Linked DNA regions of Homo sapiens: regions 2, 3, 4, 5, 6 and 7 are each linked to region 1. A link is a contact called in ENCODE Hi-C or POLR2A ChIA-PET data. All regions are on one chromosome and are shown on one strand. The core of a region is the stretch at or near the end of the contact, and the rest is flanking DNA. Distances in the headings are between cores, read along the strand shown. Region 1 has its middle 650 kb from the start of GJE1. Region 2 has its middle 72 kb from the start of LINC02941. Region 3 overlaps FILNC1 (FOXO induced long non-coding RNA 1). Region 4 holds the start of HIVEP2 (HIVEP zinc finger 2). Region 5 overlaps HIVEP2 (HIVEP zinc finger 2). Region 6 overlaps HIVEP2 (HIVEP zinc finger 2). Region 7 has its middle 5.9 kb from the start of FILNC1.

What was found. A loop is a pair of places that touch in the nucleus more often than their neighbours do. ChIA-PET counts read pairs that join two places held with the same protein, here RNA polymerase II (POLR2A). Pooled maps may share reads with other maps.
Region 2: a loop to region 1 is called in a pooled map, with 9 times the contacts of the local background. The contact joins two enhancer-like sites. A Hi-C loop is called at or near these places in 8 of 37 single-sample maps with no recorded cell type and 4 of 50 pooled maps.
Region 3: a pooled map shows a loop between it and region 1 (9-fold over the local background). The contact joins two enhancer-like sites. A Hi-C loop is called at or near these places in 9 of 37 single-sample maps with no recorded cell type and 5 of 50 pooled maps. POLR2A ChIA-PET finds 5 or more read pairs at or near these places in 1 of 52 experiments (OCI-LY7).
Region 4: a map of naive thymus-derived CD4-positive, alpha-beta T cell shows a loop between it and region 1 (27-fold over the local background). The contact joins the promoter of HIVEP2 here to the enhancer-like site in region 1. A Hi-C loop is called at or near these places in 1 of 168 maps with a recorded cell type or tissue (naive thymus-derived CD4-positive, alpha-beta T cell), 4 of 37 single-sample maps with no recorded cell type and 11 of 50 pooled maps.
Region 5: a pooled map shows a loop between it and region 1 (6-fold over the local background). The contact joins two enhancer-like sites. A Hi-C loop is called at or near these places in 2 of 37 single-sample maps with no recorded cell type and 3 of 50 pooled maps.
Region 6: a pooled map shows a loop between it and region 1 (5-fold over the local background). The contact joins two enhancer-like sites. A Hi-C loop is called at or near these places in 2 of 37 single-sample maps with no recorded cell type and 6 of 50 pooled maps.
Region 7: a map with no recorded cell type shows a loop between it and region 1 (7-fold over the local background). The contact joins two enhancer-like sites. A Hi-C loop is called at or near these places in 2 of 37 single-sample maps with no recorded cell type and 6 of 50 pooled maps.

What each region holds. Positions count from the first base shown.
Region 1 is chr6:141,481,389-141,485,173 of GRCh38, reverse strand. No RefSeq gene overlaps it. Among named protein-coding and RNA genes, the nearest start is that of GJE1, 650 kb to the left of the region's middle. RefSeq lists an enhancer at 1,413-1,552. Within about 2 kb of position 1,398, at least 16 of the 41 ENCODE cell types and tissues checked have a DNase peak (open chromatin) inside an H3K27ac peak, as active enhancers do.
Region 2 is chr6:139,901,931-139,905,740 of GRCh38, reverse strand. No RefSeq gene overlaps it. Among named protein-coding and RNA genes, the nearest start is that of LINC02941, 72 kb to the left of the region's middle. RefSeq lists an enhancer at 2,048-2,167. Within about 2 kb of position 1,825, at least 4 of the 41 ENCODE cell types and tissues checked have a DNase peak (open chromatin) inside an H3K27ac peak, as active enhancers do.
Region 3 is chr6:139,840,475-139,844,398 of GRCh38, reverse strand. All of the region lies in intron 1 of FILNC1 (FOXO induced long non-coding RNA 1), which reads right to left. Among named protein-coding and RNA genes, the nearest start is that of FILNC1, 71 kb to the right of the region's middle. Within about 2 kb of position 2,503, at least 2 of the 41 ENCODE cell types and tissues checked have a DNase peak (open chromatin) inside an H3K27ac peak, as active enhancers do.
Region 4 is chr6:142,943,477-142,947,224 of GRCh38, reverse strand. HIVEP2 (HIVEP zinc finger 2) reads left to right here and starts at 2,049. Exons shown (of 10, transcript NM_006734.4): 1 at 2,049-2,126. HIVEP2-DT (HIVEP2 divergent transcript) reads right to left here and starts at 736. Exons shown (of 3, transcript XR_001744397.3): 1 at 1-736. RefSeq lists silencers at 550-769, 820-1,449, 1,680-1,909, 2,110-2,209, 2,350-2,419.
Region 5 is chr6:142,819,604-142,823,335 of GRCh38, reverse strand. The region is part of intron 2 of HIVEP2 (HIVEP zinc finger 2); the gene reads left to right. Among named protein-coding and RNA genes, the nearest start is that of HIVEP2, 120 kb to the left of the region's middle. RefSeq lists an enhancer at 3,161-3,630. Within about 2 kb of position 1,420, at least 11 of the 41 ENCODE cell types and tissues checked have a DNase peak (open chromatin) inside an H3K27ac peak, as active enhancers do.
Region 6 is chr6:142,853,347-142,857,477 of GRCh38, reverse strand. All of the region lies in intron 1 of HIVEP2 (HIVEP zinc finger 2), which reads left to right. Among named protein-coding and RNA genes, the nearest start is that of HIVEP2, 90 kb to the left of the region's middle. Within about 2 kb of position 1,357, at least 6 of the 41 ENCODE cell types and tissues checked have a DNase peak (open chromatin) inside an H3K27ac peak, as active enhancers do.
Region 7 is chr6:139,763,324-139,766,997 of GRCh38, reverse strand. No RefSeq gene overlaps it. Among named protein-coding and RNA genes, the nearest start is that of FILNC1, 5.9 kb to the left of the region's middle. Within about 2 kb of position 2,242, at least 20 of the 41 ENCODE cell types and tissues checked have a DNase peak (open chromatin) inside an H3K27ac peak, as active enhancers do.

The DNA.
Region 1 (3,785 bases), core at 149-2,648:
ACTTGATTTTTATGATAAAAGTCAATGAAAGTTATCAAAATTTAGAAAAATAAAAATGAGATGAAATGTATTAAAAGGAAATCTTTAGACAAATTTAAAGGAGTTTAATGAAGCAGAGAATTATTTGGGAATCCAGTAGCTCTCAAGAGCCAGCAGAGTGGTTCAGAGATCTCACTTCTGCAAAGTAGGTAGGCAGTACATATGGACAGAAAATGAAAGTAAGGTACAGAAACTGGTTGGTTACAGCTTAGCATTTTTTACTTGTTTGGACATGGTCTGATCAATTGGCAGCCTGTGATTGGCTGAAGCTAGTCGGCTGTGACTGGCTGAGACCTAGCAATTTGTTACAATATATACTCCTAAATTAGGCTTTCAGTTTGTTTAGTTAAATTGTAGTTTGTTATGTAGGGACCTACGGTACCGAGACAGCCTCAAGCCAAATTTAATTTAATTAAACAATCATCACCTCAATCTTAATCTTGGCAAAGGAAATACTAAAATAAGATGGGCCATTGAGGAATCTTTGAGCCTTCCAAGTAAAATGGCAAATTTCAAGTTACACTGCGTTACTACAGGAACTACAGAGGTTAGAGTTTTGATCAAAGACTTAAAAAATTGCCATCCAGTGAACAGATACCTGATTAAAGTTACCTCTAAAGAGGGCAAATATTTAATAAATGGCAACAAAGAGCTGGCCGGGTGTGGTGGCTCACGTATGTAATCCCAGAATTGTGGGAGGCCGAGGAAGGATGATCGCTTGAAGCCAGGAGTGGTAGACCAGCCTGGGCAACATAGTGAGACCCTGTCTCTACAAAAAATAAAAATAAATTAAAAAAATTAAAATAAATAAGTAAATAAATAAGAGCTCCCAGTTTTTGCTTTAATAACCCAGGCTTGAAATGTTGTGTTTTTTTTTCCATTGGAAAAAAAACATTTTAAGGTTTCACTTTATTTTTGCTGAATTGTTAACATTGCTGAGCTGATTTCACCTAAATTATGGTAAAGATTAATCAGAGACCCTAAACTCTGAAGGAAGTATCTTAACTATTTTTCCAGAACTCACTAACCGCAAGTCCTAGAAAACTCCCAAGGGCAAGTTTCATATTTCTGGCCATATTTTAAAACTGAAATCATTTTGAGGAAAATTCTAAAGCGTTTGAAGAGAAGCATCCAAAAATTTCAATTGCTTCTCTGAAACCTTGGAATCCTGCCTGTTAATAATCTCCATGCTCTTTGCTTAGAATTTACCCACAGAATTAACTGACAGGAAACTGCCCATCACCCTCCACCCTCCCAGTAAGACTGTGCCAAAACACTCATCAGAAGCCACAATGACAAAAATAGATCCAATTGACGACTATGCAGTGACTAAGAAACGGATGTACCGATTTAAGCTATCTTCATTATCTTCTTCCTTGTTTTGATGGCAAAAAGAAAGAGAAAGCTACGTAATAGCATCTGGGCAAAACAGCTTGTACACCAAGTTCTGCCCTATGTAATTTAAAATATTTGAGTTCTTATAACATCCCTGAAAAGCATGGCTTTTAATACAAACACCACATATATACAGTACAGATCATCTAACTATAGTCATGCTTCTGGGCAGAGCTTGCAGCAATAGCAAAAATAATAAAAGAAAATTCTCTTTGTACAGCTGAATGGCTGCACTAGAATTTTCAGTGTTCAGATGTAATTAGAAAACAGCTGTGAAGGAAAATCAATTGTTCCTGGTAGTCAATGGCTAATTTTCCACAATCAAAATAAAGAATGCAATATGACATGTTTGTAATGAGCAAGTAATTGTTTCTCTTTTGTTTATTGTTTTAACATTTTTCCCTTTATTTGTGGGAGCTGTCATTTGCTTGCTTTAGGACAACTTCTCCTAGTCTTTGCTTCTCCCATCCATATTTAAATACTAGCAACTGCCAAAGAGGCTATGCAGTCCAGCTCAGTTTATTCACGATTGCCTTGCTTATGATGGTGATTTGTGGACTTGCAAGGAAATATTGTCCTTGCTTTTATGAATTCACAATAAAGCTTCCATAAACGGAATGATTATTAAACACTAGCATTTATTCATGGGATTTAACTTTGATTCATTCTGCAAAGGTCTCATGTGTCAAAAAGATGCAGTTCCCAGAATTCATTGACCTGCTGCTCCAAGTGCGTCTGCATTGCAAAACAAAACAAAACTGAAACGACCACACGGCCCTTTTTTTATACCCTTCAATCATTGGCATAGACTGGACGGTATTGGTGTAGCAGATGGATAGAAAAGCTCAACCTCTATGGTGCACACTTGGAATTTAGATGGTTGGAAAATTAACTTAAATGCTAGAATAGACCAATGAGAGTAAAATTGTTTTATCATGCAAAAGAGTCTGGTTGAGAAACACCAAGAGGATTAACACTCCTAGGCTGCTTTCAGCTGATAGAAAAAGAAAAAAAAAATGCTTATATTATTTAGTGAAATTAATGTCTATATTATTCTTTTTCTACACTTATATTTTTCTGGAACATTCTTTGAAAGCAAATATAATTGCAGTTTCAGAGAATGAAATGAATAGTAAATAAGGACTGAATCTTAATTGCTGTGTGATCTTGGGACCATGTCTTAGTCTTGGTTTATCTCTATTTCTTTGTGAGAAAAATGATAATTAATATGTGAATATAGGTTCTTCCTCTTCTAATATTATTACATAAAATATATTAGTATATGAATATTTCCAAATTTTAAAGTTCTGGAGGAAAGACATTTTCCATTAAAAAAATGCATGATAAGCCATCAGTAGCCACTAAGTCATAACTAGTTTCATCACATCCATTTAAACCTGTGACTGACAATTTTCTGATAGTACTTCTGAATTTTTCTCAGTCTTTTGTCTCCAGAGAGCCTGTTCCAGAATCTGTGCAGTGTTTATTATATAGCTCCATTTCTTGGCCCTAAAAAGGCATTGTGGTTTGAAGTCGCTGATGATGAGAAGGGAATTCTATATTTTATGAAGCAGAGTAAACTATTAACTGAACCAAACTTTGAACTGAACTTTGAAAACTATTGGCCTACTTCAATTATTATGGATAACAAACCTGAATATATTTTTTGAATGGCTAAGGTGCCATGCAGCTTTTGTTATAAAATTTCAGGAGGCACTCTCCCCTGTGATTCCCTGTCTATCCACTTTTGTTCTTCATAGTCTTAAGTAGAATACCAATAATTTGATATTCATATTTCCTCCTAATAAATCTCATACTGTCATACTTCATTACCTCTGCTTTTTCTTACCCTCAGCACAGAACGTCCCCTTTTTCCACTTCCCAGTCTTTTGAAAAGCACCACAGGCAAGGTCAAGAGATGTTTGCTTGTTTGATTTTTAATTTGTGTTGTTTGTTTTTGAGATCACGATGTTATACATACTTTTGTAGATGTTGTGCCAATGAAGCCAGTGGAAATTTGACTGGAAGATGAAATGATAAAAGATGGATGACACTTCTCATCCCATGACTATAAGAAGAGATAACGTAACTAAAAGGTAGTTAGATGGTATAATTAAAATATATAGTATAAGACCTGACAACCAATTGAAATGAAGGAGGAAGACAGAAGGATGGTGGAGTTCTGTAAATTCTCCAAGTTGGTAGTATTATTTTATGTCTACAACATGCTTCCTACAAGTACAAACATATGGCTGATGCTGTGTCAAATATATATTGTCTTTCAGAAATTTGAAAATTGTGGTACTGCACACAAGGAGTGTATAGAAGGCTATTAGAGTTGAGTCAGTTCA
Region 2 (3,810 bases), core at 576-3,075, 1.6 Mb after region 1:
TTTTTCCCAAAATATTTTGCTTTTTTCTTCTTAAAACCTGTAAGTACTGCAGTAGAAGAAATGTAACAAGAATTATAGAAAAAAGTTCCACAGAAGATGAAATAACTGCCATCTGGTGCACAACAGATGTGTGTTCCACAAAGTTTTTTTTTCTTTCTTTTGAGTTCTCCTATCCAAGTCCTGGCCAGACCCAAGCACTGTGTCGAGCTTATGAGATCTGACAATTTTACAGCCCCAGGCTGAATGACTGCAGGCTAGTGTTTTTCCTAGAATTCACTGAGGCCCCAGGGAATAAACTAACAGGTTCAAGAATGATACTGAAATGTTATTCTCCCCCAAAAAGCTGTGAGGAACTGCCACTAATTTCCTTCATAAGAAATAAAGTCCAAAAAAATTTCAATAGAGGGTCACTACAGATTTTGTGCCTTAGAAGAGAGATATTCAAGACTTGGTATCATTAGCAGATGCTCTCCCAGTCCCAGAGAAAGGAATCACCTGGAGGGCACATTGTATCTTTTATCCAAGTAAAATTGGCCCAAACTGTTTACCCAACATTTGCACAAGTGCAACTTTACTGAAACTGATAAAACTACCTGCTCCCTAGCAGCCTTCACAGTTCCTGAAATTTCTAGGGCTGGTGATTTCTATTAGAAAGTACTGAAACACGTGAAAAGCAAGTAGAAGTTTATAGTGCCATTACCTTTGTGATTTTATAAATTGAGATGTAATTTTTTTAAGATTCAATTCCAAAATTAAAATTCAAATGAAGTCATTTTTAATGAGTTCATGGAAATGATACTGTCTTTATACATTTTGGTTTACTCCCACAGCTCAAGTGTTGCTTAAATCAGCTCTCAGATTTTGCCATGGTGCTTGTTCATGGGTCAGATAAGCCTGTTCTTAATGCATTGTGATCATAATGTGCTTGACATGCCCTAAGACTTATAACAGTCCAATTTTTTTCTGTGAATGTGACCTTTGTCTCTCTGGTTTCCACCTACCTGGCACCAGTGAGCTCAAATAACTATAGGTGACAATAATAGTAGTCTCTAGCTCTAGATAAAACAAACGTAATGGCTGAAATTCCCTGTTTACTAACATACCCTACATTTTCCACTTCTTTGGATATGACCCTAGGGTGTCCTAGTTTCAATTGGTGGTCATTATTTCTTTTCTCCTTAAAGCCACTGTTTTTAGAAACTTATTTCCTTAGTGCCTCAACCATGGTGAAGTTCTGGATGCTGCATTGAGGAGCTTCCAGATATTCTCATGCATTGTGAGTGATTTGTCTCCTTTCTTGATTTACCTTCTCCCTTGCTATTGTTTCTAATGATGTGGTTTCATCATACAGTGAGTGAGTTTAACATTTGCCACTGTGTCATTGAAGCCACATTCATTATGTCATCACCATCAACTCAATTCATCTTTTCTCCCCTGACAGCCTACAGTAATGGATCCCAGCCTGCCTACTTAGTAGTTGGAAGAAACCTACAGCATTAATTCAAGATAACTTGCTTGCTATTTGGTCAGGTAGCTAATGTGTTCATAAAACACAAATGTCCATTAAAATAATCACTTATGGAAAATAGTCCATTATAATTATGTATGTATGTCAATCAATAAACATGTTTTTAAAAGCTAATTTAATTGGAAATCAGTAGGACAAGGCCTATTATTGGCAGCTCAAATAGAGTGGCTTTGAGGTCTAAGTCCTTGCAACAGCCCTAGTTTCACAACACTTTTATTGTACTAATCTAGCAGTCCGACTCTGAAAACCTGAGACAAGTTCCGTGGGGGGGATGGAGAGGAAAGGGGAAAGAAAACTGAAAGCAATATAATTTTCTGTACCTATTTGAAACAATACTGAGAGCAAAGCAAATTTAACTCAGCTACTTGCTCCAGAAACTACTTGTTTCTTAAAGATAAGACTGAACCAACTAAACAGGTTACTTATAAAGACTAATAGCTTGTTTATAATGAATAGCTTCAAGACTCTGGCTTCTCTGAGCCCATTTGTCTAAATCTATTCTCTAATAAACTCTCTTCAATCCCAACCAGTACTGTTTCTTGCAAGATCTGACTTAAAAAGTCCTAGCCCAGGCCCTAAAAGTCTATTTGATATCTTACCTTGAAGTTCACCTTCTGAGACACTACTAAGATTTGTCATGGTGGTATTCTTTCTTTTTCATAAACAGGTATTTCCAGTGAACTTCTAAGGAGTCAACAGTTGACAAACCAAAAGATCCTACCAAGACCCAATCAAGATCCCTCCTTTACTGCATACATGAAGATCTGGAGAAATACATTCCCCTGAGATTTCTTGATCCTCTAAATTGGGATCGAGGGAGTGTCTCTGACCTCAAGATTGAGGTATGACTTGAATTGGGTCTGAGCTCCAATTTTGTTTTGTCAATTCACAAACATTATTTTCCCAGGGAGGGACAAAGAAGCATTTTAGGCATTTTTTTTAAAAAAGAAACATTTTAGGAATTATTAACATTTTAAAGAAGTATTTTAAATATTAGATAAAGATTTAGGTATCACATATTATATAAAGAAGACTTTTAGGAATTATTAAGTAGAAAATTGCCTATTTTTCTAACAACATGTCTTAGTGTGTTCTCACACTGCTGTAAAGAGCTTCTCTGAGACCAGGTAATTTATAAAGGAAAGAGGTTTAATTGACTCACAGTTCTGCATGGCTGGGAAGGCCTCAGGAAACTTACAATCATGGCAGAAAGGGAAGCAGGCACCTCCTCACCAGTGGCAGGAGAAAGAGTACAAGCAGGGGAAATGCCAGACATTTATAAAACCATCAGATCTCATGAGAACTCACTTACTATCATGAAAACAGCATGAAAGACACTTCCCCCATAATCCAATCACTTCCCTCTCTCTACACATAGGGATTACAATTCATGATGAGATTTGGTTGGGGACACAAAGCCTAACCATGTCACAACATTTTGGATCATCTCTGTCTTTCTGTTACAAGTCTTTAAGACGAAGCCTATAGAGAGAGGAGGTGCATAGGCCAAGTGCGTCCATCCCAAGTACTGAAGAATTTAAAAGATCATATCACGATGGCATTATTTGGACATAATTTGCATTGGGTCAGTTTTCTAAAACCTTATACATATGCTCTGAGTGGATGTATTAATAGTTTATGTATACCTTAATAAAATTGATTTAAAGTAAACATTTAAGGACTTTCCTGTGGCTTGTCTTTGTGTCCCTAGAATTGGTTTATTTAGTTTTGTCTGACCTGAGTTGGAGGGTTTTTTGGGCCCTGTATTAGTCTGTTTTCATGCTGCTGATAAAGACATACCTCAGACTGGGGAATTTACAAAAGAAAGAGGTTTATTGGTGTTACAGTTCCACATGGCTGGGGAGGCCTCACAGTCACGGTGGAAGGCAAGGAGAAGCAAGTCACATCTTATGGGATGGAAGCAGGCAAAGAGAGCTTGTGCAGGGGGACTCCTGTTTTTGTTTTTGTTTTTGTTTTTTTGAGACAGAGTCTCGCTCTGTCCCCCAGGTTGGAGTGCAGTGGCACTATCTCGGCTCACGGCAAGCTCTGCCTCCTGGATTCACGCCATTCTCCTGCCTCAGCCTCCCAAGTAGCTGGGACTACAGGCACCCGCCACCACGCCCAGTTAATTTTTTGTATTTTTAGTAAAGACGGGGTTTCACCGTGTTGGCTAGGATGGTCTCAATCTCCTGACCTCGTGATCCACCCACCTCGGCCTCCCAAAGTGCTGGGATTACAGGTGTGAGCCACTGCGCCCGGCCAGGACTCCTGTTTTTAAAACC
Region 3 (3,924 bases), core at 1,254-3,753, 1.6 Mb after region 1:
GTCTCTGGATATTAGACCCTTGTCAGATGGATAGATTGCAAAAATTTTCTCCCATTCTGTAGGTTGCCTGTTCACTCTGATGATAGTTTCTTTTTCTATGCAGAAGATCTTTAGTTTAATTAGATCCCATTTGTCAATTTTGGCTTTTGTTGCAATTTTTTTGGCGTTTTCATCATGAAATCTTTGCCTGTGCCTATGTGCTGAATGGTATTGGCTAGATTTTCTTCTAGGATTTTTATAGTTTGGGGTTTTATATTTAAGTCTTTAAACCATGTTGAATTACTTTTTGCACATCATGCAACGAAGGGGTCCAGTTTCAATTTTCTGCATAGGGCTAGCCAGTTCTCTAAGCACCATTTATTAAATAGGGAATCCTTTCCCCATTGCTCATTTTTGTCAGGTTGTTGAAGATCAGATGGTTGTAGGTGCTTGGTCTTATTTCTGAGTTCTCTATTTTGTTCCATTGGTCTATGTGTCTGTTCTTATACCCCACTACCACGCTGTTTTGTTACTGTAGCCTTGTAGTATAGTTTGAAGTCAGGCAGCATGATGCCTCTAGCTTTGTTCTTTTTGCTTAGGGTTGTCTTGGCTATTCGGGCTTAAAGAAGAGTTTTGCTGCTGTTTATCTTTTTCTCTTTTGCTTTTTGATCTGGAAGATCAAGGATGGCACTACTTCATCACTTAATGGTTGTATTCTTATTAACATAAAAGGCTATCAAATGTCCATCCTAGTAATGACTCTTTTAAGTTCTCACCACATGCTATTGGCTTCCAGTCTTTATTTAAGAAAAAAAGGAGGCCGGGCGAGGTGGCTCACACCTGTAATCCCAGCACTTTGGGAGGCCAAGGCAGGAGGATCACAAGGTCAGGAGTTTGAGACCAGCCTGGCCAATATGGTGACACCCCGTCTCTACTAAAAATACAAACATTAGCCGGGCGTGGTGGTGCACACCTATAATCCCGGCTACTTGGGAGGCTGAGGCAGAAGAATCACTTGAACCTGGTAGGCGGAGGTTGCAGTGAGCCAACATCATGCCACTGCACTCCAGCCTGGGTGACAGAGTGAGACTCCATCTCAAAGAAAAGAAAAAAAAGGATGCTATATTCTCATCGTTACAGGTTTTTCTGAGAACAACGGGTAGAGCATTTTATTGGAATATAGCATTCCTGTGGGGAGAAAAGGTTTGTAGGAACTAAATCATGCAGATTTTTAAGTGTCCAATCCAATCTGTCGTGTGAGAGGTTATATAATTTATCCATTCCACAAATATGTAACAAGGGCACACTATCAAAAGAATGATCTGGGAAAGAAGGAGACAGACTGGGTTGAAATTTTATCTTGGATAACTGGAAGGATAGGGAAGACAATAACAGAAATATTAAATTGAAAAAGTAAAGAAAATTAGCTGCCAAAAAAATTTTGATGAGGAAAGGAGATGGCTTAGGAAGAACCTTGAAATACTGACATATTTAATAGTTTGATAGAGAAGAAGGAGCCTGCAAGGGCAACACAGATGGAAGAGAGAGATAGGTATGAGGAAAATAGAGGAATTGTGGAAGATAAGGAAAGAGAATAATTCAAAAGGCAAGAAGATGCCAACATTGTCCAATGCTGCTGAGAGACCCAGTGAGATGAAAGGCAAAGAAATATTCATTCAGGTTGCAGGTATCAAAATGTACTTATATGAGGAGATAAACAATCAGTCTTTAAGAGGGAAGCTAATACAATTATAAATATAAAGAAATAAAGTGGAAATATATAAAGAAAAAAGATACAGTTTTATTGGGAAAGTAAATCATTGATTAATTTTATAAAGGGTAGGTATGAGCTTGTAATTTCTATACTACACAGCCTTTAGTAGAAATGAGAAAATGAAGATAAAGAAACTCAACAAAAAACAACTTGAGTGACCAGGATCATGTTATTCAGTCATATTTTGTGTGTTCGAAAAGAGGGGGTGCAACATTTCAAATTAGATAAAAAAGGTGACCCTGGAGAATCCATATAGAGAGAATCTTGCTTTCTCTATGGTTAAGGGATTATCTATCATGCATCAGATGCCTTTTTGGGTATTTTATACATGACTCCATTCAATGCTTACAATGATAGCTAACACATACTACTATGGGGTAGGCATGTTTCTATGGGCATTATGTGTAACACCTCACTGATAACTTCCATAATGTTGGTAATACTATTCCCTTTTTTAAAATGAGAATAATGAAAGCATTCAGTACGATTAGGTAGTTTGCTGAGAGTCACAAACTAATAAACAGCACATCTGGATTCAAATCCCACTGAGTTCAAAGTCCATGTTACTTTCATTGCATTTATTACTTGGCTCAAAAGAGGAAGAGAAGTGAAACAGAACAAGGAAGTGAAATCAGAGATGCATGTCAAAATGTTTAAATTTAATTAACAAACCAGCGGCATTTTGGCTCAGATATGCCCATAAGGTGCCTTGCAAATGCCTTTGTACTAATATTGCTAAGAGGCAGTAGGTTCTGCTGAAGGCAATACTGTAAGGAAAATGAAAGAGAAAGGCTGTGACAATACAACCATGATTGTCTCCTGAATCATGGTTAACTTTCACCCTTAGAAACACTCACTGAATATAAGCTTTTTGAATAAGGAAGAACAGTTGTATGGTCAAAAGACAATGTTAGGGTCTACCTTTTCCCAGTTATAATTCATTCACATGTATGTTTTTCTGTTCTGCAGCTAATTTCTACAATGGGTACTTCACAGATCCATGGGGAAAATTCAATAAAACAATGTATATACATAGATTTTATGGAATTTAAAGTGCTATACAAATGGCATGCCTCATTATTCTCTGAACATTCAGATTCCAAAAGACTGCCCCATACACCTCAATTCCCTCTAACTTTCTTCTCAGCCTTCTCCATTCCATGTCCACTTCTCACTGTGTTCCAGAAAGGACAGACTGTATGCTCACCAATGATCCTTGTTGATTGCCAAAGGTTAAGTGGCAAAGCATTGTGGGGATACATTATAGATGTTAAAACCCAGGGAATCCAAAAGACCTAGGATTCTGTAATACTGCACTATCACATTCAATCTAAGACGCACATATCTCTGCATTCTAACAACTCTGAAATATGGATGCATCTTGTAATTAACATGATAAGAAACCATAACGTCCTGTCGATCAAATCTAGCTGACCACCTGCTTTTGTATGGCTCTAGCGCTAAGACTGGTTTGTACATTTTTTACAGTTACAAAAAAAAAAGAAAGAAAAATAGTTTTATAACATGTAAAAGTTACATGAAATTCAAATTTCCATGTCCACAATTAAAGCTTTATAGGAACACAGCCATAGCCATTTGTTTACATATTGCCTACGGTTGCTTTCTTGCTGCGATGGCAGGATTCAGCCATTATAATAGAGACCTTGTGGACCTTAAAGCCTAAAATATTTACTATCATCATTTACAGATAAGGCTTGCCGATTCTTATCATACTTCAATTGACAACACTTTATGTTTTTTAGTGGTTGTATTAGAGTTCTCCAGAGAAACAGAAGCAATATGATAGATAGATAGATAGATAGATAGATAGATAGATAGATAGATAATAGGTGGATGGGTAGATAGGTAGATGTTAGATAGAGATATCTCTATCCATCTCTATCTCTATCTCTATCTATATCTATATCTATATCTATATCTATATCTATATCTATATCTATATCTATATCTATATCTATGGCTCCTGCAATTATAGAAGTTGAGAAGTCCCAGGATCTGCCATCTGCAAACTGGAGATTCAGCAAAGCCAGTGGTATAATTGGGTGCAAGTCTGAAGGCCAGAGAACCAGGGCAGGCAATGGTATAAATCTCAGTCTGAGGACAAAAGACCCATGGCTCAACTCAAGCAGTCAGGCTTCTCTGGTACCTTT
Region 4 (3,748 bases), core at 800-3,299, 1.5 Mb before region 1:
CAGGGTTGGTTGTGATTTCAACTCCGGTCCCTTCCGTGGAGAGGGAAGCGCACAGGCTGAAGGTGGCAGCTCGCCCCGAGGTTCCAGCGCGGCCCACCAGGAAACCGGCAGCTGCTCTTCGCGCCGCTGCCCACACCTATTTGAATCCCCTGGCGAGGGCGGGCCGCGGTCCCCGAACTGGGGGTGCCGGGGGCACCCTGGTGAGTGACCTCAGGGAAGGTAATCCGGGCGTTTCGAGCACGTGAATAGTTCGCGCGCCCGCAGGGGCACGGAAAGTGCTAGTAAAACCCTACAAAGCTCCAGAAACCCAGCCGGGAGCCACAGTCTGATTTTGCTTTTCTTGACCGATAACATAATTGTGAGTAGAGGCAGGGGGCGAGGAGAGGCCAGGGATCCGGAGTACTGGTTCCAAATCTAAGGGCACTACTAATTATACAATTCCGTTCGTCAGGAAGGCAGACAACGATTCTCTGGGAAATGGGGAAGGGGTGGGGACGGAGGACGTTTCCACATCCTTAAAGGAAATTCTCAGGCTCCTAGAGATGCCCAAGTTTTTTTGCATGACAAGTAGAGACCAGCTCTCCGGGGAGTTCCCCGCTCCGACCGAGCGAGTGCGCGGCCGCGATCTCCCCGCCCGCAGCGGCAGCCGTGGGGCCCGGCCCTGCCCTCCCGACCGCCTCCCTCCCCCGTCGCCCCGCGCGCCGCACATCCCTCTCTCGCTCACTGGCTCCAGACTGGTTTTTCTGGTTCAGCCTCCCTCCCTGGGACGCGCTGGGGGATCCGATGACGTCGTTGGCTGAGTCTCTCCCTCTTCCTCCCTCCCTCCCTCCGCCTCTCCCCCCGTCCGCCCTCGCCGCGCACTCCTCCTAGTAACTTCTGTTCGGGGAGGCGCTGCCAGGAATAACCCGGTGCGTCCACAGCCCGGGAGGGGAGGCGGCCGCTGCGGCTCCCGCACGCAGACAGCTGCGGCCCGGGCCTCGCGGCTCCCGCCTGAGCCCGGCGGCCCCTGCCCCGGGCCCATCTCCGTACAGTGTCAGAAAAATAAATAAAGGCAAGAGGAGCCTGGGCTGGCGGTCGGGATCTTTTCCCTCCCTCCGCGCCCGCCCTCCCTCTGTCCTTAAGGAAATGCTACCAGACACCCCCCACCAGACACGCTCAGCCTTGGCGAGGAGCGGCCGCCGCGGCAGCGAGAACAAGGGCACCAGGGGGGTTTCCTCCCCCTCCTCCTCTCCCTCCTCCTCCCCGTCCTCCTTCTCCTCCTCCTCAGCGGTGACTTTCCAGGTGAGCGGCCGCCGCGGCTGCGAGGATCCCCCTCGCCCGCTGGGGCTCGGGCCGCCGCGTCGCGCCCTCCTCCCGCCCCTGTCACCCGGCGGCGGCCGGGAGCTGACAGCCGCCCGAGGGGCTCGCGGCCCGGAGGCGGGCGGCCGGCGGGAGGCGGGCTGGAGGTGAGGGGGTGGAGAGGAGGAGAGCGGGGCGCCGCCGAGCGCCGTCGTTCCCCGCAGGAGGGTCTCCGCACAAACATCTTCGGTGACTGTGGCACAAGTCTTTGCCAAGTTGTGTCTTGGACCTTGACGCTCCACGGAGCCCAGAGCAACTTGGAGGGTCTCCCGGCTCGTTCACAGCGTTCCTCCACGTCTCGCGTCTGGGGTGCTGGGTGCAGCCTCGGGGTGCGCGGAGGGCGGACCGGCCACCGCGAGAGCGGAGCGGCGGGAATCTAGGTCCCTCCTCGGCTCGGTAAGTGGCCTGGACGCTGGGTTTTTCCTGCCTCCTTCGGCGCTGGGAGCTTGTTTCACTTTATATTGGAATCGCCGCCGCCGAACTCCGTCCCCCGCTCCCCGGCGTGTGCCCCCAGCCCCTTCCCGGTGGCCCGAGGGTGAGGGTCGGAGGGGGCGGGGATGGGGGAGACCGCGGGAGGGGTGTCGGGCGCGTGGGGAAATGCGGGGAATACCCTGGCCGCGGATCTATGCAGATGAGGGGAGGCTGCTTTGCGTAATGTCCTGGGGGGAGGGGGCCGCGCGGGAGCGCTGGAGGCAGGAATGTGCCTGCTTACTAATGAGCGACGTGCACCGGCGCGCACGGCCCGGCCACCGCTGCGGCTGCGGCGGCCGGCGGCGGCCCGTTGTCAGGTAGCGGGGGAGGGGGCCGCGGCGCGCGGCGCAGGCGGCCGGGCGGGCTGGCGGCGCGAGGCCCGGGCCGCCGGCCTGCGGCCGAGCGAGCGCAGCGAAGGCGCTGGCTCTGGGCATTTCAGTGACTCCCTTTACCTCCCGGGCAAGGAAGGAAGGAAGGAAGGAGCGAAGGAAGGAAGCGAGGAAGGAGGGGACTGTCTCGATGGAAGGTTCAGGCGGAGGCGCCCTCGCCTTGCGGGTGCACCGGCTGCAGAGCGGCTCTGGCCGCTGCCGGCTGGACCCGGGCGCGTGGAGACGGGTGGGGGCGGTTTGCATGCGTGTTTGTCTGTCCGTCTGGCGGGGGATCGGGAAGGGACATGTGTGTTTGGGCTGTGCACTGTGGGGAACTGGGTCTGCGCCTTTATGTCTGTTCCCTGAAGTGGGTGGAACGTTGGCCCGTTCCGGGAATGTTCCATGACGTGGTGCAGCCACAGGAAGGGGGTTAACGAGGGGCTCTCTGCCGCGGCGGCACTGCCGGCTGCTATCAAAGCAGATGTGCTGCTGCTGCTCCTCCTCCTCTTTCACCTCCTTTCACCCCCACCCCCCGCCTTTCCATTCTGTGCCTCTGGTACTGGTAGGGGTGAGACAGGAAAACATTGCTCTGGGTGTGTGCGTGTGTGTGTGTGTGTGTGGGTGTGTGGGGGAGGGGGTGCTGATGTGCATGTGTGGGGTCTGTCGTATTTGGTGGGGGGGGGGGGTGGACTCCAGATCCGCTCTGCTACCCCAGCTGTTATCACAGATCGGTGCGCTTTATACGCATGTGCCTCCCGCGTTCTGTCCCTCTTACATAACACATCCAGTGCAGCAGAGGACATGAGAAAATGCGACCCCAACCCTCCAAGCCCAAATTGGGTGAGGGGATAGAAGGTCAGGAAGCGTCCCTGGGTGTTGTCCTTCAGGGACTTGGTTCCCAGTGGGGGAAAGGAAGAAGGGAAGGAGGGTTTCTTCAAGTGGCTCCTCTCATCTCTGACTTAAAAGCATCTAACTAAAAAGGACTGCAGGCACTAGTCTTCCCTAACGGGAAAGCTTGTAACTAGCTACACCAAGGGAACGGGGGCACTTTAACCTCGGGAGTGCGGAGAAGAGAGAGGGTCCTTAATCAAGACACTTGGAGGAGAGAAGCAATAATGTGTGGGCGGCGGATGGGGGGCGCTGGGGATGACTTCGAGGAGACCAGAGGAATCTCTTGATAATAGGTTTCACTGGAGGCCTTAGGACACCTGTAATGGCTTAGCATTCACACAGGAAGTTGTGTGTGCAACTGACATTGCAAAACCCTTATTCTCTGCAGAGTTATTTAGGCCTAAAATGAATATAGAAAGGCTTGTTTCCTGTACTTTCATTATAATGGAAAATTTGAGCTGATTTTTCTCCTTCCTTTTCTGCCATTTTAAAAATAACTCAATTTACCTCCAAATGAATATTGGTACTCGCCCCCAACCCTAAAGCTGGACCTCAATAATTCACAAGAGATCTGTGTTTTTCTAGCATACCCAGAGCCCTAGTCAAGGGCTATTGATTTTTCTCCTCAATACAGTTGTTTCTTTTGTAGTGCATAATCAAGCCCAGACATTACTTGAAAT
Region 5 (3,732 bases), core at 171-2,670, 1.3 Mb before region 1:
GGTTACAGGACATCTGGATGCCTATGATAAAGGTGCTGTGGATTTTTCAGTGAATTTATTTGTGCTTGTTTGTGATATGCAGGCTTTCTAAAGTGTGGGACCCATGACAAGGACCCCTCTTTCCTGGAAGTATGGACTCTGCTGTCTGTGGGGGCAACTGGGCATTAGGATTCTTACTGAGGGCGCCATCTGCAGAGGCGGCAGAGGGGTTCCTTCCTGAGGACGCTAGGGGGAGCTGGTGCAGGAAAGAAGCCATGGCAGATGGTGTTGTGACTGGCTGTCAGACTGCCTGTGGGCTCTTGTAAGTCTCCCTTGCTGGAATCCTAGATATACTTAGTTGGGACTTTTTAAGGGGACTGGAGGTCCTGTGTGAGCAGGTGGGGCTGGAACAGGAGCTGTGGTTAATTGGTGTTAATGTCACTTCTTATGTATTTGCCTGTAGGCTGGTAGGGCTTGATAGTGTTTGGGTAACTCATTTCCAAGTCAATAAGTGTTCCTTCCCTCACTTGGAGAGGGATGAGGAAAGACACTTCTATCCTGTAAATCTGTTTTTCTCCACACAGTTGGAAAGAATAGGAATTGCTTTATTTCTCTTTGTGAATCTTCTCTGTGGAGGGAGCCAGGGACACAATGCAATCATTGATCTGAGATAATGGAATTATAAAGGGATTTATTATTTACCTAGGCTGGGGCTCTTAACCACAAATGGACAGAATTCAGAAAATTTGGTTGAGAAAAAAACTGTTTCATTAATCTCTAACTGAAGTTTAGCACTTCCTTCATTATTCATGTAAGCAACAAATGACAGTAGTTTCAGCAGTGTCAGTGATGTTGTCACCAATAGAAATCACAGACAGTTTCATATCACATTACCATTGTGATTCATATCTCAAAGTGTCTTTATGATTATGACTACTCCGAATTATGGTGAATATTAGACCTGCACTATATCTTGTTTTTAATTATTAATAAAGAATTATGTATATTACTATCAACAAGTTTGCTTTGAAAGTTATTTTGAGATACCTATATTCATGGTAATTGGTTTCCTTTGTAATCCAGTGTAGTTTAAAACATTCTGCTAAGAATGAGCCCACAGGCTTCATCAGACTGCCAAGGAGGTCATGGCAGCCAAAAGACTCAAAAGGTCTGATGTAGACGAAATCCTGTGTTTTACTGCAGATTAAGGCTTTAGAGTGTGAGAGTTACTTAAGGTCATATGGTGGAGCCGGAATTAAAAGTAGCGTCTTTCCTGCACTGTGTGGCCTCCTGGCACCTCAACCCTGGTCTTAGTGCCAAGGGAATGAGTGCCTTTGGCTTCTTTGATGAGTACTTTGATTATGACGAAGTCCAAGCCAGCTTCTGTCTTTGTTTGCACTTTGCTGGTCTGTGGTGGCTTTCTCCCCACCCCTGCTTTCCAGGCCTGGAGGTGGTGGTGAGGTGTGGTCATCTCCAGCCATGCCTGCCTCTATGTCCCATGGCATCACAAGGCATGCTGTCCTGTGACAGCTAGGGGATAGTCAACAGAAACAATAGAATATTTAGCCTTGATTGCTTGACCTAGTTTTGGTGGTGGTGTTTCAAGCAATGTGAGTATTATCAGGGGAAATCTTTCAGCCAACCCAGTGGGCTTTGTTAAATTAATTTAGGAACTCGTGTCACATTATTTCCTCCTCACTATTAGGCTAATAGATACCTGAAATATCAACAGAAAAATATACAGTTAACAGCTAGCATTTAGAGTTCACTTCCTCGTGCCATTTTTAAATGCTGTATAATTCTGTTAACAATATTATTTGTATCCCCATTTTCTGGATGAAAAGACTGAGGCACGGAGAGGTTAGGTAACTTGCCTGAATATTTGTATGTCTGGCAAGTGGCAGAGATGGGACTGAAAGCAAGTATTCTGGCTCCATGGTCCATGATCTGGGCCACTATGCTACATGTCCAGTTATTACTTTAATGCTTTAAGCCATAGTTGTCCAATCTGTCTTTCTTTGGTTCGGGGTTAGACTACGAATGAGTGTATCTGGGATGAAGAGCCTTTGGATTTTTTTTTTTTTTAAATGTAGTCCTAGGAGGAACTCTTCCCAGTCTGCTGGAGCTGTCTCTGAAAGGTACTATGTCATTTGGTTCAAAGTCTGTTCGGCTTTAATCCCTTGCTTGTATATATTCAGGCAATATGGGGAAGGAAAAATATGTTCATACCCAAAAAGTTTAGTAATGCTGCAAAATGCTAGATTTGGATTGACTCTGGCTCCATTTCAAGGACATGACAGTGCCTTGATCTTTGCTTTTGAAGCCTTCTTGTCAGCAACATTGGCAAGTACACCTTTGAAAATTTATATCTGAATTCTTGTGTTTTGAAAAAAAAAATGTTTGTTAGTGTTTCTCTTCTTGAACACTGGTTGATGCTTTGCCAACTAGTTAAAAGTCTGCAAATCTGAGTGCTGGCTGAGAAGCTAAGCTTGCTATAACTAGTTATCCCCAGATGGCCAGATTCTGTTATGTACCACTTTTATAGATGCTCAGTGGTTGCCTACATGGGGTTATGAGGTGTACTGTTCCACTTGTTTTTGCCAGGCATGCACAGTACATTATTTGATAGGCTGGGACAGATGGTATAGCTCAAATGAAAATGATGAGGGAGAAAAGAAAGTGAAAAAAAAATAGAAAAAGGGCATTTGATTTTCTAATTCACATTTCGGAAGTGAATTTTAGCGTCTGTGATTGACTAATAAATGCAGTGTTGCTGTAAGACTTGAATTCATGAACGTCTGTTTAAACAGCTATAACTGAGTAATCAGCAGGAAGCAACCTTTTCCTTCGTGGATGCTGTCCCAAACTTCATGGGGTCTCCTCCAGATCTGAAAATGTTTGGGCCATTGAAAGACATCAAAAATAGATCTGGATATTTCAGAGTATGATATACCACCACCAATACCAACCAAAACAGAAAAATCCCAATTATATTTTTAAACTGGAAGAGAGGGAGGGGAGGTGGTGAGGATACAGAGAGAGAGAGAGAGAGAGAGAGAAGAGAGAGCGAGCCTGGTAAAGTAGTGGTGATAAGGACAATTAATCAGTCTTCGTACAGCTGCTTCCTGACATTTCTGCAAATTGTTGTGGAAAAATTAATGAAGGTTAGATCAGTAATAGTTTCAAGCTTGGCCAGTGGAAAGTATGACAATGTTTCCATCAGCAATTAAATCGGGCTGCTTTCTTTTTTCTATAGGGGAAGTGGTATGATGTATGTTCCCCACAGGAAATGGAAAACGGCAGCTGAACTGTGTGTGAGCCCAGGTATGGAGGAGCATTTGGGAGTGCTCCAGCCGCCTCTCCTTGATTAGCACCACAGATTTGCATTTTTCTGCTGAAAGGATTTTGCTATACAACACGCCGAAATCCTTCCTTTAACAGAGAGTGAGAATCTTGGGATTTTATTGCACGGACATGGATGTACTGTGGATCTAAGCTTTGGGAGCCAGAAAGTGGAACTTATGACAAACAGAAAGTGAAACTCACCTATCTAATTTTATTTTTCAAGCTGAAGGTAGTTCAGTACAGGCCCTGTTCACATCCTGTGTAACCCTATGGGATTTTCCCCAGTATTAGTTAAAAATTTTCCCATAGGGTCACACAGGATGTGAATTAAAGTAAACACTTAACAAGCATGATGAAAAGGAAATTAGCTTTCTAAATGGTCCTTTCACTGTTAACATCCTGAATAGT
Region 6 (4,131 bases), core at 108-2,607, 1.4 Mb before region 1:
CATAATTATCAGTTCTAACCTGGTCATTATGGCCGGATGGTGCTTGGAAAACAATTTGCACAAGTCCTGAAACCCCGTGAGAACATACAAAATAAGAGCATTTGGCGAATATGCAGTTATTTCCGGGAGTTGTGAATGACTTAGATCTAGGGGCTATACAATAGCTTATTGTAGAAGAACTGTTTGAATTCTCTTTTTATTTGGATTTTTTTTTAAGTTGACAGACAACATCTGATGGCAAATGACTTTTTTTTTTTTTCTAATTTGCTCATGAACTCAAGCTTCACTTTCTAACAGCGTTTTAGATGTTTCTACCTTTTTATTTTTGGCATTCGCTGGTTGGTGACAGTGAAGTCATGATTTTAAAATTGGGGTTACAGAGATGTTGTTTCCTGGCCACAGAGTCTCACAAATGCACTATCACCACTACGTTTCTGAACAACATGAGAAAAATGATCACAGAGGAGACCATTTGGGCAACACCTGACTAGATTTTTGTCCTTTTGAATAATGTAGAATGCTTCAGAACCCACTTGAAGTACAGTAATCCCCTTTATCTGCATTGTACCTTACACGGAAGTCCAGGTTGGTCTCGGACCAGTCACTGAGGTTTCCCCTCCACTTCCTGCTGTGGGCTCAGTGTCTTTGGGGAGCCCCTGCTAACCAGAAGTCTCCCTCACAGGTCATTTCTTTGTGTCATCTTTCTAAGGATAAAAAGGGGCATTAGACTTTTGAAAGTTGAGTGATATAACCTAGATTTCATTGCTGATTGCATTTTATGGTCTCCAAGCCAAGCATTTGGTTTGTGCATTGAAGGCTTTACGCTTGTCTGTTTGTATCAGACTTTACAGTTATCTCTTTAATAAGTAAATTACTCACGCTTCTCTTTTGTGAAGCTTGATTTCAGTGCTTGATCCAGGCAGTGTGCCTGGGCTTAGCAAGGCCCCCTCTCCAGCTGACTGCTGAGGCAGTTCCAAAAAAGGTAGTCATTACTGCTATTGATTTCTGTAGCACATCGGTCATGTTAGAATTATTTGCAGTGAGAGGGGAGTCAACTCCTTGCATATGACTTTTAGTTTCACCACCAATGTATTGTACATTGAAGTCTTCAGTATCTTTGAGTCTTCAGTGTCTTGGGGGCAGTGACCCAAGCAAGTCAAAGGAGATTCTTTTCACTTTTTTCTCTGGGAATGGCTTGGGGAGAATCCTGGATATTAAAGTGGTGCAGTAGGTGGAACTGGGAGACATAAATTCTCCTTTTCTTTTTTTTTTTAACCCCTTGCTGTCTGTTTTTTAGTGAAAAGCGATGCAGTTACCTGCCATTTCCCCCTTACCAGGATGTGGTAAAAAGTAACGAGAGAATGGTTGTCAAGCGTTGTCAAATACTGAAGACAGATATTTTATAAAGTGCCAGCTTTTACTGAAAACAAACACACCAAAAAACAACAAAACCAGCAAACAAGCATAATTTATCAGAAGGTCTCAAATTTCAGACACATTAACATCCTGGTGTTTCAGTTGGGAAAACATAGCCCTGTGAGCTTGTGATAATGTTGAACTGGCAGTAATAAGAAATAAGTGAAAGAATACTTTCACTTCTTATATATGCCTCCACCATAGTGTATTTTTAATAAGTTTGCATACTGAGATTTTGGAAATCTGTGGATACAAATATAATTTTACACTTTCATACCAGTAAAGCCTGAGTCCAACGTTGACACTCTTCCTTTTAAATGGCTCACTTAAGCATATGAACAGAAGCACTGCATAAAAAACTCAGTGGGGAGACTCAGGAAAACAGATTCCTTTCTTATTGTAGATCCATGAACAAAACCTATCTCAGCAGATAATTCAGTATAGTTGAGAGGTTCCCCAGAACTAATTTTGGTTTCTACCACGTGGTTATTAATACATTAAGTATTTGCCCATTAAAATTAAAGGCTCCTCAAATTCATACTGTTTGTGCCCATTTTGTTTTTGTTTGTGATTTTTATTATAACACAAAGACAGTTTAAAACACACTGTACTCTTCTTCTTCTGTCCTTCCTAATGATAAGATGGTGCTCTGGGGATGACGGTTACTTGTACAGAAGGTTGTAGCGGAAGAGGCCAGTGTGGAATGATTAGTCCTTTCCCTGCTGTGCACACACAAAGATTGGTCCTTCATCCTCACAGTCAGCATTTCTCATGTGGCCTGGAGCTCAGTGGAGACTTCGCCTATCAAGCTTGGGGTCAGCTTTTGCCTGTGTTCAAAAAAGTTGCTCTTGTGGGTGAACTTACCACGTGGGTGGTTCATCTATTGTAGCCCACAGACACTCCATGTGACTGGGACCCTTAATGAAGCGGGTTTCATAAGCTCCCTCTTACCTACTTTCTTTGGAGCCAATTCCCTTCTCTTTACCTTTTGGGAAGAAAACCAGCATGGTGGTGAGAACTGAAAGTGAAGTTGCAGATGACTAAGCCAAACTTTTTCTGCTTTTAGTTGAGGAAAAAAAGGACCAGAAAGAAGTTACTTAACGTTCCTTGCCCGGGTCATGGAGTCATTTGTGGTGGAGTGGACCTGAAAGCTGTGCCTGCTTTCATTCTTTTTCCTACATCCGGCCCAGTAGGACTTTTCCCTGGGGGAGATTATTGCTTTAATACTGGGTGGCTGCGAGCATTTCAGGAACGTGTGCATGTTCCTGGGTTGTCATTTGATGCTTGGGGAGGAATACAGCTGCTGTTTATGGAAAAGCTTAAGAAGCAGGATGTGGCATTGGTGGCAGGGTTCACATTCACAGAGGAGTTTGTGCAGTGCCTTCCCTGGAAAATTTCAGTTACATTCAGGTGATACCAAGTTCATCCCGTGCCCTTTCTGCCAGCCTCCTAAAGTTCGGCTGTCTTGATTGGACATCTTCAATTAAAAAACAAATGTCACACTTTGTAATTCTGAAGAATACTATGGGTTTTTTTGTAGAATTTCTCTTGGTTGAGCACGATCTTTAGGATGAAGTTTGAGTAATACAATTAGTCTAAAGGATTTTTGTTATAATCACTTGCTTAAACATCAGGAGCCTAGTGACATGTACCAAAAAGTTATTGCAGCAGAGTTACAATGTTACCGGTTTTCTTAGCTCCAGCATGGTTAGGCATTTGGAGCCAGATAAGTCTTTGTTGTGGGCGACTATCCTGTGCATTGTAGAATACTTACCAGCATCCCTGGCCTCTACCCACCAGGGTACAATAGCATACCCCTTCCCACTCCCAGTCTTGGCAACCAGAAAGAACTCCCAGACATTGCCTAGTGTCTCTTAAGGGGGCAGAATCACCCTAATTGAGAACTACCACAGGCTAACAATAAATCTGAGGGGGATGGCACAGCCACCAGCCTGAACCGGGTTTTTATGAACAACACAGAGCTTGAATTTAAGAAACCAGAGTAAGAAACAAAGACTGAGAACATTATGTGACTAAACAGTGAATATTCCCAGTCAGTGACAGAGTGAATGGCAACCCCAACCAGGGAATTCCCCGGTTGCCTTGTGGTAGGAATTCCCTTCTCTTCCTCAATTCTCTTGCCCTCAATTCTAGGACACTCCCTTTTCAAAGGCTGCTCTAGCTTCTGATTCACTTATTTTCCCTGCCCTCTTTTCTTTTCCATTCTTCTGCCATCTCTGCTGCTACCAATGCCTGGACCACCACTGCTGCCCTGACAAAAGACAAGAGCCACTGAGATTCTTCCTACTGATGCCCCTGGCCCATCTGTGTCTTGCTATTCTTACTTTGTTATTTACCTCTTAGAGTTTCACCTAGACTTTTACGGTCCTTGTAGGAAAAGGCAGTTTCATATCCTATTGACTCAATTTCTCAGTGTGACTATTTGACAAGAAGCTATGCCATCTAAGGTGGGTAGGTTCTATGTTGCTCTTATTACATTGCCTTAGGCGAATTCTAAATCAGGTTATACAGGCTTTTGAAGGGTGGCCTTGCATGCCAACCAGTATTTATGACACTGGTTTTAGAGGGAAACACATTCCAAATTTCAAATAGTAAGCTTAAAAGTGAACTGTTAGAGTATGATTCATTTTAAGTAGGAACTATTCTGGGAGCCGGAAGAACAGGTGCTAGCACCTGTTACAAGTGAATTCTTAT
Region 7 (3,674 bases), core at 993-3,492, 1.7 Mb after region 1:
ACTCATCATCGTGTCAGACACATACTAAGTTCACAAAATGTGGTTAATGGAACCTAGTGGGAGGGGTGATCTTAAATGATTTAATTTTTCCCCTTGAAAGGGATTTTCCTTTGGATCGCACAGTTTCTTAAACTCCAGATTTAGAAAAAGACACAGGCTTCACATATTTTTCTGGATAAGGGTCATTATTCTTGCCCTCTTCAATAGACACTTGCAACAGTGAGAATAAAGCCCATAAATTATATATATTAGACTTGACCATGACGTGATACATCTTCTACTTATAATTTAGGTGATCTTATATAATGTGCTAGACAGTATTGTTATCATTATTTACAGAACCTTGAATGCAGCAGCAATCATCAATCTAAATGCCTGTGCATTGTTTTTAAGGGAGAAGCACAGTGATCTATTAATATTTCAGGTTAATGCACATTGAGTGGGATGGAGGGTTTAAACCAGGAGATAGAAATAGAGATTTCTCTGCAGCTTCAACAGCTATCTCCTGAGCACTTTTCTACTCCCCACCCTTCCTTGGGCCACTCTTTGGTGATCCAGTAAGCTAACTTCCTCAAATATCCATTCACAGTTAATCCTTTGAAATTGTCATGAATGAAGTAAAAGGTGTAGTAAATTACTGAAGACATTAATTTTGCAAGCAGCATAAAATGTTTGCCCATCATCTCGCAAATAAAGACTAAATAGTTGTTCTTGACATTATCCACACCTAAACTTAACTTCTTTTTCTGTTTCAATAGGTTTTAATATTTAACTTGCTCAAATTATGACTTGTTGATATAAATAAGAAATTTGTTTACTCTCCCCAACTGAAAGAGGAAGGCCAAATACTCAGTTATGTTCTATAGTAGGAATCTATGAATCATAGCATAATAATTGAGGCAAATGTCTTCCATCAATCTCATAGTTGCTGACCATTTGCAGCACGAGACCGAAATGAAAAAACTAGGTCCTAGCAGCTCTCTGAGTCATCTTAGTGGGTAAACAGGGTTATCTTGATTGAACTCACAGAGTATCTGACCTACCCAAATGTTAACATGTGTTGAAAACCACTCTCCAGCCATGACAGAAAATGCAGGTGCTTCATAAAACCTGTTGACTGAATCAAATGAGTCTACCAATTGATATTATTTACACCTATTTTGCTCTCCTTAACCGCACAGACTCTTCCACGCCCTTCCTAATCTTTCAGATAAATAATGATGCCCCAAAATAATGTGAATTCTCTAAATATCTGCCATAAACATATTACCTAAAATACAAATGAATTTATGGTTTCTTATTACTTGGGGATTTTCCTGTGCCATTTCTTCTTACATTTGTACAGGTTTTCTTTTCTGCATACAAATGAAATAATTAGGTTCTAGATCTACATCTTTGCAAATTACAAAATGGTTTTCTAGCTGCTTTCAGAGCAATAAAAACAAGTTAGGGAACAAGGATTTAATAAGTAGAAAAAAATTAAATATATTTTTTAAAGGTTTTCAATTAAGCTGTCATTAATGAATGAGTCTTTAAGATACGATTTATGAGGTGAATACACACACACACACACACACACACACAAATGCAGGATTTGCTAATTACTAGCTGTATGATCCTTATCCTTGGCAGTATACTTAATCTCTCTAAACCTTAGTTTCCTGGTTTATAAAATAAAGATAATAACAATTATTTTATGAAGTTGTAGTGAAGTTTAAACAAAAGAATGGACATAAAGGTAATTTTTCATTTTAAAGTCCCATATAAATGAAATTAGTGCTTGTATGCACTACCTACTCTGGGCCAAAGGCTAATCTTTCAGTTTGGAGAGAATATAAGAGGAATATAAGGCATATTCTCTTTCCACAACAAACTTAATATCCATTTGGGGAAGAGGAAATAATTAGAAAAAGAGTTGAGATTGCAGAAAACTAAGTTGTGTGACCCAGGTTATGTGTGCAGTAACAATTCTAAGAAGGAAGAGTTTAAAATGGGCTGGAAATTATGACCATTTTCTTTCCAAATGGAACAGGCTAAGCTTTGCCTGAACAAAGAAGCAAAGATATCTAACAGCTGCTTGCCACTCTCTGTTGCTTAAAATATCAGAGGAGTATGAGGTTTAGGCAGCTCTGAGTCATCTTCCTCCTAACTTGGTATTTATTCAGGACATAGCTCTAACCCTGATGACAACAGCATTCCTGACCTATGAGCTGCTCAAAATGCTAAGATGGTCCTGAAGGTGAAATAGACACCTTCTCCCCGTGCGGTCAGCTGCCATTCCCACTTGTGCTTCTGCAGCCTCCTCATTTTGTCACAGTGTTTTTCTAAATGAAAGAGGTCTGGACAGCTGAAGAAGAGGAACTGAAGCCAAATGAGAAATATCCTAGATTCTCTTCTTATGACAATGCTCAAGACTCACAGCTGAGGCAATTGTAGAAAGAACTGGAGCTTGGGCTTAGACCATGTGACTTTGGAAGCTTGTATATCATGAATGAAGCCCAATAAATTCAATTCAGTTGTTCAAACTCTATGCAGGCCTATTTTGATCAAAGTCCTGTAACTGTTAGATATGCAAAACTTATTAAGGGAGAATAATGAAAGATATGGAGGGATAAGACAATTTAACATATATTTTATGTGTTCTCATCTCATCCAGTGGTATCTGTAAATGGGCTCTGTAATCAATATTTTTGCAGATGAGGAGGATGAGGCCCAGATGGGTTGGATAACTTGTCCAAGGTCACACAATTTATAAGCTGCAGAGGGAAAATCCAGTCCCACAAAATCCTGGCTCTAAAGCCTGTGCTCTTTACACTTACATTGTCAGAGGGAGAAATACAAACACACAGAGAAGCATTTTTTTAAGAGGAGGGCTCAGGGAACAGAATATTTTCACAATTCTAGATGATGGGGTATTTTCGCAATAGGTGAACTGTGGAGGAGTAGGCTGGAAGGAGGTTGAGGCCATATGATGGAGAACTATGCTAAAGATCACCACTTTAGACTCAATTATGTAAACACTGAGGAGTCACCAGTGACTGACCAAGTATGAGGGAGTTCTGGGTATGGACAATGAGGGGGTACCCTGTCTATAAAAAATTTTAAAGCTATAATAAAACCCAGTCATTCTGATTCTAATCATCACTTCCTGCCGACATTTCTAAACAATGAAGTGATAAAATACTCCTCCTCAAAAAAAAAAAAAAATCATTTCTGGTCTTAGTTTTAAACAATTGCTGCCATTACCATTGAGTTTTAATAATACATTGTGTGGTTTGAATTAGCACATTTTTATTATTTGTCCTTTATTAAATATTGTGTTCAACATAAAAGTTAACTCAGCAAATTCCCAGTTAAACAATTGTTCCCCAAACGTACCCCACTCAGCTACAATCATTCAGGATAAATTGGGAAACCTTGGCAATTGCCTTGGGCAGACATAGCTGCAATTCTAAGTCAAAGAAACAGAACTTGAGTTATTATGGGATCACTTGGAGTTTCCTATTTTCGTTTAAATGCAAAATGCAAGTATAACATTTTTTATTTGATAAGTGCAAATTTTAGTTCATATATAAAATATCCCAAATTTGCACAATCTTTAGAATCAAAATCACTTCTTTTCATTTGTTTTAAAACAGAAGATTTAAAAATTATATTGATTGCTAATTACTACA